Regions from separate parts of the Homo sapiens genome. Here region 1 is linked to region 2. The links are chromatin contacts, found by Hi-C or POLR2A ChIA-PET in ENCODE. All regions are on one chromosome and are shown on one strand. The core of a region is the stretch at or near the end of the contact, and the rest is flanking DNA. Distances in the headings are between cores, read along the strand shown. Region 1 holds the start of LINC00970 (long intergenic non-protein coding RNA 970). Region 2 overlaps LINC00970 (long intergenic non-protein coding RNA 970).

Region 1 (5,626 bases), core at 2,517-5,016, 83 kb before region 2:
ACAAAAACAGGTAGAACTCTTAGGTCTCTTCTTTCTCCAGCCTTGTTTATCTCCCTTCCTCTTTTTAAGTTGACCGTTTTGATTCTGCTGTTCAAATGCCTGGATCAGATCAAATGCCAGGATTGCTCACGGTACATTCAGTGAGGGATTATAATAAACTAAGGGGAACCAGGAGAAACCCACAATGATGGCATTTAGCACATTCAAAGTTGAAAATAAAGTCAACGTTTATCCTTAATCAGCTCAGTCTTGATCTTACTCATCCTGGGTTTCTTGACTCTGTCTCTGGTTAGTTTGCTCTTCCATGGGCTGTATCTTGGTACTCCACAATTTTCAGTGAAATACATTACAGCCCCATGACATTCTGTTTACAGTAGGTCTTATAGAAGGAAGGTAAGAAGGTGGGGGGAGGGAGTGAGCACATTACCAGGTGAATGGTCGCTGTGTGCCAGCCACAGCTAGATGCTTTTAATCCTCAAAACAAAATGAAACAAAACTGGAGAGGAATTAATATTGCAATTTATGGGAAAATGGAAGACTATGCAATTTGCCCAAGTTACTAATACCTAATAAGTGGTACACTCAAAATCTAATCGAGGTTGTCTGACTTCTAAAGCCCGTGCTCCAAAATTGGCATCAACACATTTATGTAGAGTCTTTTACTAATGCCATTAATTGTTATACCTTGGAAAAAAGGGGAGGCATATAGCTTATTTAAAGCACATTCTTTATTAGTGAACCAAGGATGGAGAGGGGGATGGAGAACCACTGTGAATACATTCAGTAATTTATCAACAGGGGACTTTGTTTTGCCACAGCTTTATTGTTTGACTCCAGAAGAACCCATTGTCTATTCTGTGACTTAGTTTTACTATCAGATTAAAAAAAAAACAAAAAAAAAAACGAAAAACAATGTTCTCAGTGTTTGAAGAGCTTAGTAGAAATCTAGATTTTTATATGGTGTTTTGCCTAGATTTCCTTTTGATTTGTAGGATTTTTATATAAATTATTTATATAAAATAATAAAAATAATATAAATATATATTTATATTAATATATTATTATAAAATAATATAAATAATAATTATTTGTATGCTTATTTATGCAATCAGTTATAAACACCCCATACAGAGCAATTTCATTTTAATTTTTTTGTTTTGGAGCGCAGTGGTGCTATTTCAGCTCACTGCAACCTCCTCCTCCTGGGTTCAAGCAATTCTTGTGCCACAGCCTCCCAAGTAGCTGGGATTACAGGTGTCTGCCACCACACCATGCCGATTTTTGTATTTTTTGTAGAGACGGTGTTTTGCCATGTTGGCCAGGCTGGTCTCAAACTCCTGGCCTCAAGAGATCCGCCCACCTTGGCCTTCCAAAGTGCTGGCATTACAGGCATGAGCCATTGTGCCCGGCCCATTTCAGTTTCTGCTACAGCACTAAACTTACGTTTCTTAAAGGTAGGCCTTATGTCTTCATCAAGGAATCCTAAATTGTTAGACCTGAAAGGAACGTGAGAGATCATATTATGGCTGATGATATCTTTTTCTGTTTCCCTCACATGACCTGGCACCATACCTTGTATACAGTAGGGGGTTTAATAAATAGCAATTGTGTAAGTAGATAAATGCTTTGTACGCTTTGTAATTTGACCTCTCCCCCATATCGTCTATGAACAATGATACAGGAACAATTTGAATCTCTGAACACAATTATTATGTGTTTTATGCAATCATAACCACTCCTATAGGAGTTTGCTTGTTTTTGTAAGTGTTTTCCTCCTGAAATGACCTTTACTATCAGTTAGGTTTAGCTTAGAATATGAATTCCATGTATTCAAGTATTTTGTAGAAAAAATACCTCTGTCCTCTGTGATCATATTAGAGCTACCTGATGACAAAAACAGCATTTGGGTAACACCATGAAACTGCATCACTCACTGTACTTACTTCATCAGTATATCGTCTGTACCAAGCCTGGAAACCAGTTTACCTCTGCCCTGGCTTTAGGGCTGACTTCATCGGTGTGCAATCTATGCAGTTACACGGCGTCCTTAGCTTAGTGGAACCCCCTGCTTGGATTAATGCTCAGTTGTCACCTTTTTGAAATTCTTAATAAATTTTCTGGCAAGTGCCCTGCATTTTCATTTTGCACTGGACTCTGCAAATTATGTAGCAGGTCCCGACTCCCTGTCTGTGTTTGAGCATTTTCTCTCTCCCTTTCACATCCTCCAATCCGGCTTTCCAAAGGCAGAGACATCACATACACTCATCTTAGTGGGACCTGAAACATCTGCCAGGCCTTTAGAATAAACTAGTAAGTGAAGTATTCAAAATAAATGGATATTCATACATACTGGCAAACTAATGGAATGGAATGATCATGCATAAATCATTGACTGGTGCCAGCCACTGAGCTATGGGTTTATATACTAATTTTGTTTAACTGCCACCTCAAACCTGTGAGAGAGTGCTATTATTCTGATTTTACAAATGGGAGAAGGGAGGCTCAGGAAGGTCAGTAAGTGGCAGAGCTCACACACTGAGTTCTGATGTGTCTGAGTCCAAAGCCCATTCCCATTTCACTGCATTCCTAACTGAGGCCTGGAAAACTTACCCCTGAGATCACAGCATTGCCTGAGAGGAAAAAGGACTTTTCCTATGGTTTTCACACTTTCACTTTTTGCACTGGATCTTTCAGTTGTCTGGTTAACAACTAGGTTACGTCATTCTATATGGGGCTTTCAGATACAGAGCAACTTTCCCAGGACCACCCATTAAACTAGAAGTGAAGTGATATCGTTGTTCTCACTATGATGGTAGGGTGAAGGAAGCAGATTGGCCATGCCAAAACTGATGTCCTCTGAGATCCCGAGGCCCAAGCCAACATTTGACGGCATACCTCACTCAACAACACTTTTACCTGTGTAATAGAAAACAACAGCCATTTATAACTCGCTTATTCATTTTTTTTTTCCACAGGCCTCTGCGCAGCATCTGCTATGTGCAGGCACTGTGCTAGGCCCTGTGGAGACAATAATGAAAAAGATATAGCCCCTGCTTTTCAGATGGTCACAAATTGGCAGAAGGGTGCAAACTCATAACTCTCTTTATTCCAACATTTTGCCAGCTCTGGTTGTAAAGTTGAGGAGTTAGGAGTTGGAGTAAATTTAGGAAATGGGTAGAATATTATTTTTGCAGCTCATTGGAATTCTCCCTTGTTACAGATCAGGGTCCTGGGTTGGGTGGCATACCTATGCCTGTCATTATTTGCATCCCTGGTTTAACAGCTGGCTCTGGCCAATCTTATACGATCCTCTACCTTAGCAAACAGAAACACAGTTTTTGAAAATTCACATGAAGAAGAGTTGAATAGCAAATAAGTTCAGCCTTGAGGCTCCACCTATTACCTGGCTGTTGAGCTTTGTAAAACCATTGATTGTTTAACAGCCAGCAGGGCAAGAAGGCCAGAATTATGCTCAGCAAATGCAGAAACAGAGCACAGTTGTCTGTGTGTGTTTCCATGGTAACAGTGATAACAGCTTATATTTATAGACTCTCTATCTCCAAGGAGCTCAAAGCACTTTACAAACACATCATCTCTCTTCTATAGGAAAAAGAGAGAAGGAGAGAGAGGGGGATAGGAAGAGAGGTAGAGAGAGAGAAAGAAAGGGAGAGAGGGAGGGAGGAGGAAGGGAGAGAGGGAAGCAGGGAGGGAGAGAGAACAGGAGAAGAAGGAGGAGGTACAGAAGGACTTGGTGTGCTATTATGCACATTTCACAGATGGCACAGAGTGGGGAAGTCAGTGACCCAAGGTGGCAAGGTAAGCCAGTGACAGATGGTAGATTGGATGGACCTAGTGGCTCATATAACTCCTGGAACTTTTGCTGCTGGCCTTGAGCAGATGTCAGGGCTGAGCTGCTGTCTCCTAGTCATCTTGCTCTGTTCAGTGTCATCTAGGTGATCAGATAACTCCGGGGACATCAAAAGCAGTTTGGCTCAGTATTGTTGGTGGGAAACACAGGGAAAATTCTTCCATGGGGAGTTGGGGATAATGTCCAAAGTCCTTATAGCCAGACAGCCACCAGGCAATCCCAGACTGTGTTCCGAGGGATGACAGGCTCAGCTGTGCTGCACACTCATACTGAGGCTCTGCGCACATTGATGGAAATGGTTTTCTTCAAATAGAGCCCATTTCACAGTTTCTGAAGGACCTTTGGAGGAAATGCCTTTTGGGTACTTCTTTCTGAGACAACTATTAGACATGTGATGTGACTTGGAGTTATCTGAAGGCTGTAGCCTATGAAATTGAAAATGAGTTTTGTAAATCTCAGATCTACTATTTTCTGTATAAAATTCTTGTATGAATAGAGCCATGTCCTCTGGTGGAGGCCTGAACTCTTGGAGTGGGTTAGCATGAATCTCAAGCTCTTGAGTCCTGGAGCAGCCTGTCCCCATTCTTCTTTAGCCAGAGTTGGCCTTGGTCCCCACTTCTTACCCTCACAGGCCTTCTGTTTTCCCCCTCACTGCCACCTCACTCCACATTTAGCCTTTGGAAAATAGCAACTATTTTCTCTTCTAAAAAAGAGTCATTTTCTGCAGAGCATTCAGTCAATCCAGCCAGCAGTCCCCATGGCAACACTGAGATAAGATCCTTCCTCCCGCAGGTCTTCAGTGGTCTTGATAAACAGATCCCACCGGTTCCTGCAGCCCATGACCTCAGGCTGAAGCCAAAGATGAGCTTCTTGCCTGTTTAGGCTTCAGGGATGCTGGACTGAAGGGCTGATAGTTTGAGTAGCTGAGTCCCAGCAAAGTTTAAATGCTTTACAAATAGGCTTCTGACCCCCAAAGCAAAAATAAATTAAGCAAAGAACTTCCTGAAGGAGGAGGAGCAGTTGTTGGAGGGCCTTCTGGTTTCTGCACCATCTTAGTAGTTGACCTACATCCACCAGCGCCTGGAGGCTCACCCACCCAGGGGGAGTGAGTGGGCTCTTCCTCTGACCCTCTCAGGGTGGGCTGCACTCAGACTGAAGTTCTTTCTCTTCCTTCAAGATGCCAAGCTCCCTCTTACCTCCTGGCCTTGAGCTCCAAGCAGGAAGGAGCCCCAACCCCTGGTTTTGTGCCTGGTGCATACTCAGAATTTGTAAAGGAATGAACTCCTTTTGGCTGTTCCCTCCCTCCCTTAATCTTCACACCTTTTTCTTGGCCTTCCCAGTCCTCCTCCTTAAGGTCCCTCTTAGACACTCTGAAATTCCATCTCTCCCACTTCTTCCTATATAGTATTTTATCTTTCCCTCATTACAGCACTTATCACACACTATGGCAATTGCTTATTTTGATAGGAGTTTCTGGATGTCACTGAAACTGGCTTTTGGAGGTTTGTTGGAAACAGCATTTAAAGGTTTACTTCTGAATTAAAAATTAATATTCTGATTATTAAAGTTAGGATTAAAAACATAGTTTATTTGGGTTCAACTTATATGTGTAATTATTTTATTTTATATTTTTCCCAACTTTTAAGTTCAGGGGTACATGTACAGGTTTGTTACTATTTTATTTTTTAGTCTAGCAGAGTTTAGCAATCACTTCTAAAGGGCCTATGAATAAAGTTAATTACTTTCAAATAGTTTAAG
Region 2 (5,190 bases), core at 2,498-4,997:
GGTAGAGAATTACAACTGTTGTCATTTATTTAGCATCTACTATGTGTAAGGCACTGATCAAAATGCAATATCAGTCAACAGTGTGATGTGGGTTACTAAAGTAAAGAAGAAGAGAACTTGCTCTATGGGGCTGTATTAAGTTCCTGGAGGACTACAATCAATTTTGGTTATCACACTTTAACATGTAGTAGAATCAGTAGGATAAATCCTCAACCAAGATATAAGCATCAGGAATTTTTTAGTCACAAGTGACAAAAACCTGACCCAAGCAGGCTACACAAGTTTTATAAAAAGGTATTATTGGCTCGAGAAATTGAAGAGTTCCTGGGGTAACTATTGCTGCAGGTATGTACTGATTCAGAACCCAAATGATATCACCAGGATACATTTCTCCACTCTGTTTCCACTTGTGTGAGTCTTATCCTCAGGTTCAAGTTTCACACAGGTTCTCTGACAGTTTTCCCAAATTTCATATCCTCACACCATCAAGCACAGAAGAGGACAGTCTGTGTCCCATTATTTACAGCAAAAGTGGCAACATTCACTCATATTGGATTGGCTTAAGTCATATGTTTCTCCTCCTCCCTCTGAACCATCATTAGAGCCATGGGAAAAAAGATTTACTGATTGACTTAATTAAGAAGCCATTTGGGGTTCACTCCTGGAGCTGAGAGTGGGTTCCATGTAAACCAAACTGTATAGGTATTTCCCAAAGGAAAATATGGGTATGCTGGGGTAAAAACCAACACATATCCAATTCATCATGTGGATAAATTTCAAAACATATGTGGTGGTCACCTTCACAGAATTTTAAAGTGGAAACCAATCTCAAATCATGTAGTCTAGTCTTCTTAGTGGAGAGTCTAGTAAAAAGTCAAGGGGAAAATAATAGATTAAAATATTCCGTGATGTTGTATGGGAAAGGAAGTAAACTGCTCTGGCCCCCAAAGACTAAGCTAGAGTCTAAGCTAGGAAGTTAGAGGCAGACAGAATCTAAGGAAAAAAATGTTTTGATTACCATAAAAGTCTAATCCTGGAATAGAATTCTTCGGGCAATAGTTTATTTTCTGTTTTTGGAGTTGTTCAAATGAGGCTAAACATAAACATTTAGGGATGTAGTAGAAGAAAGTCATGAGTTGCATGGGGATGAGAGCCGACAACTGCGAAGCTTCATTCCAGTTTTAGCATCCTATAAGAAAACACTATATGAATGATCATAGCAGCATTATTCCCAATGGTCAAAAAGTGGAAATAAATCAAATGGCTACCGTTGAATGAACTGCTAAATAAAATGTAGTATCTTCATACAATAGAATATAATTCAGAAATACAGATACGTGGTACAACATGAATGAACCTTGAAAACATTACACTAAGTGAAAGAAGCCAACCATAAAAGACTGCATGTTGTATGATTCCAGTCCTATGAAATGTCCATGAGAGGCAAAATCAATAGAGGCAGAAAGTAGAGTAGTGGTTGCCTAGGCCTGAGGGTTGGGGATGACTGCTAATGGGTATGGAGTTTCTTTTTGGGATGATGAAAATGTTCTAAATTGGTTGTGGTGATGATTGCATAATTCTGTGAATTTACTAAAAACTATTGAATTGTACACTTTAAATGGGTGAATGGCATTGTATGTGAATTAATATCAATAAAGTTGTTATTGAATAAAATGAATACTATGAAATAAATTTTAAGGGGAGAGCAGAGCTTGGATATACGGTTGTACTGTTTTGACAGAGGACTGAAAGGAGAAAAAGCCCAGAAGTAACATATATTACCTAGGGAGGAGGGCTGATTAAAATACAACTCTGTTCAGCTCTGTGGGGAGGTCAGGGCAGAGAGCCGGCAGCGAGAGGACAGTCGGCATTTCGTGTGGGTGAGGATGCTGTAAGCATGTCCTGAAATGGACAAAGAAGCCTTGTCTTGGAACACTGGGGAGAGTCTAAGGCAGACTCCCTCTTCTTCAAGATCTGCCTTTGCCCAGCTCTGCACATGGACATGTCTTTCTAGCTAGACCCCTTAGTCCCTCTAACCCCACACTCATATCCAAGCAGCTAAAGGCATAATTTTTCCTCCCAGCTCTTTCATCTCTTATTAAAATGTTTTCTTTCCTGGTGCCTGAATCATTTGACATAATGTTTTTCTCCTCTCTTTGTTTTGTGCTTACCAGTGTACTTTCTCTCTCGTTGGCATAGGCTATTTCTTGTTTTTTTTTATTATTAATAAGACAACTTTGACTTTATATTTCATTTATTATTCCCTTGGGTCCTTTATGACCTTATCATAAGGTTTCTTTTGTATAAATGTGAAGATTCTCTAATATACTTAAAATGAGGGAAACCAGTGTTTCAAGTACTCACATTAAAAAGTCCTATACAACAAAAATAAGGACAAACCAACCTGACATTTATTTGAACGATTTATACAATAAAGAACTTGAGTGCCTCCTTGAAAGACTTTTTTTCCCTCTGTATTCTCATTGATTCTTTATGACAATAGGGGTACAGGTTTATGTCTTATCCAGGGTTTATTCAATGTATCCTCTAAGTTTTCACCCAACTAAAACTAACATTGGATTTCTCATTCATTAATCCACTCAATTATTCATTTATTTATCCACTCATGCAACACTTGTCACCTTGCTAGGTGCTGGGAATATAATGATGAGTATAAGAGCATGTCTCTGGCTTTCATGACACATACAATCTAACAAGAGAGACAGATGTTGAGCAAATACTTACACAAATTTGACAAATAATTATATGATTAAATTTATGATGTATTATAAGAAGAGAAATATAAGGTATTGTTATAATATATAGTAGTGCCTTTTCTTTCTTGCCTTTCTTTCTACACTTGCTAAAGGAGTTCCTGAAAAATGTTGGCTACAAAGAGAAATGTGGAAAAGAGAAGAGTCATTCATTCAACATTTCAACAAATATACATTGTTTTAAGCTTGGAGAATCTTCATCAATTCTAATTTTGTGAACATATCTACAGTGAGAGGAATTTCAAATTACTCAATATTTGAAAAGACATTATAATTTAAGTCATGCAAGTAAATGGTTTAGTTAACTAAAGTAGAGGTGGCCCTAATCTAATGACTAGAACATTCACTTGTAACAAGCAACATTAAAAAAAGCTTTGGCAAGTTTTGATTTAAACATAACGTAAGTAAGGAAAAATGTGGAGAGTATGTGTATATGGCTTGATGATTTTTTACAAACTGAACACACCTATATAACCAGAACCCAAGTCAAGGGGCAGGATATTCCCAGACCTCCAGAAGCTCCACCCATGCCCTCTTTCAGTCACTAAATTCAGAGTACAAGAGGACTAATATTTTTGAGCCCTTGCTGTGTGCTAGGCACAATGCAAAGTCTTTTATAGATGCTGTGGTGTGTTAAGAGTGGCTTTTTCCCCTCATATGTATATAAATTATTCCCTGGGAATCTAGTTGACATTAGTCATTTAATTAGCAAATTCTTCAGATAGCTAGAAAGTGTCCCTTGGCTCAGCATAGATAGAACTTTTGCAGTTTCACATTCCTGGAGAATTTCCACAAGTGCTGGAAATTTCCATGATGCCAGGGGCCATGGAGCAATGAACAGAAACAGGGAAATGGCAGTTTCCCTGGATGGCTGTGTGCCAGGCCCTCAAGTGCAGGGTGCCAGGACTTCTTCTCTTCTTGCCCTGCATCTCCTCCTTCCCCCAGGGGAAACCCCTCAGCCTGTGTGCCCCTCCCCAGTCCTCTCACCTCAAAATCCTCCTCAAGGGTAAGGAGGACGGAGTTTTTAATTTCTCTGAATAGTGAAGATCACTGTAGGGTGAGCACTTCTTGGACTACTGTAATCACTCAAGGGTCTTGAGAAATTTCCATAGTGTATGAGGCACTATTCCTTTGAGTTCTGGATGCTTGTGGCAGAGGACTGCAATGGGGTTTTAGATAGAGTCTGCCTGGGAAGAAAAAAATCTGAAGGACCCTGGTAGATAGGAACAGAAAAAGCCACCCATTGCCCAAAGGAGGTTTGGCCTTTATGGCCAGAAACAATACGGGTCTTAGGAATTTGGTGAGAGCTCAGAATTTCTGACCAAGGCTTCTGTAAAACCATGCAATCTTGCTGCTTCTGAGTCGTGATTTTCCTCCACTATCTATTCTCTGGTGTTATCTGCCATGATCGTGCCAAATCTTCTTTCTCTCTTCAAACCCCAGCCCCAACTTACTATTTCTTCCACGGTCAGGAGACAACTTCACCCCCTCCTTTGCTGCAACTTTTATAGTCACCAAACAAGGCCATATTTCTTCTAGATTTCTTACTGCATCCCTGAACACACAGTCTTTTCATATGTTCTTTCATGTGTGTCCCAATGCTACTCTCTGTTCTTCCTCTCTGGTATTGGGCTTTCTCAGTAACTTAATCTTGCTCTATACTTTTGTTTAAAATGTTTATTATAAGAGATTTCAAACATATGCAGAAGTAGAGAGAACAGCATAATAATCCTCCCAAATTATCATTTTTCTACACTTACTTTATCACATTTTTTATATCTTCTTCTGCTTTCTTCTTCCTTCTTTCTTCTTCTTCCTTCTTCCTCCTCCTTCTTTCTTCTTTTTGTATTAGGACAGTTTGAATATCCCTTGCCCAAAATGCTTGAGACCAAAAGTGTTTCTGATTTTGGATTTTTCTCGATTTTGGAATATTTGCATATATGTAAGGAGACATCAAGTCTAAACACAAAATTCATTTGTTTCATATTTACCTTACACACATAGCCTGAAGGCAATTTTATACAAAATTTTAAATGATTTTGTGCATGAAACAAAGTTTGTGACAATGAACCATCAAAAAGCAAAGGTGTTACTATCTCATAAAACATTTTGGATTTTGGAACATTTATGATTTTGGATTTTTGGTTTAGGATGCTCAACCTTATTTTAAAGCAAACTCTATCATCATCTCAAAAATGTCTTTTTATGATTCAGTTAGGATTCAAATATGGTTTAAATAATACATTTGGTTGTTATGTCACTATATTCATTCTTCCTTATCTAAACAAATACAATTCTGCAGTTTTTTTTCCTGTCATGCTATTGACTTGTTGAAGAAAGCATGTCAGTGTTCTGTAAAATGTCCAGTAATTTGAATTTTTCTGATTGTTTCCTATTGGTGTGGTTTAATAGATGC

What was found. A loop is a pair of places that touch in the nucleus more often than their neighbours do. ChIA-PET counts read pairs that join two places held with the same protein, here RNA polymerase II (POLR2A). Pooled maps may share reads with other maps.
Region 1: a map of dorsolateral prefrontal cortex shows a loop between it and region 2 (2.3-fold over the local background). The contact joins the promoter of LINC00970 here to the enhancer-like site in region 2. A Hi-C loop is called at or near these places in 3 of 168 maps with a recorded cell type or tissue (IMR-90, dorsolateral prefrontal cortex and endothelial cell of hepatic sinusoid), 4 of 37 single-sample maps with no recorded cell type and 8 of 50 pooled maps. POLR2A ChIA-PET finds 5 or more read pairs at or near these places in 4 of 52 experiments (GM12878, HEK293, K562 and 1 more).

What each region holds. Positions count from the first base shown.
Region 1 is chr1:169,085,145-169,090,770 of GRCh38, reverse strand. LINC00970 (long intergenic non-protein coding RNA 970) reads left to right here and starts at 3,766. Exons shown (of 5, transcript NR_104091.1): 1 at 3,766-3,816.
Region 2 is chr1:169,002,711-169,007,900 of GRCh38, reverse strand. All of the region lies in intron 3 of LINC00970 (long intergenic non-protein coding RNA 970), which reads left to right. Among named protein-coding and RNA genes, the nearest start is that of LINC00970, 82 kb to the left of the region's middle. Within about 2 kb of position 3,747, at least 3 of the 41 ENCODE cell types and tissues checked have a DNase peak (open chromatin) inside an H3K27ac peak, as active enhancers do.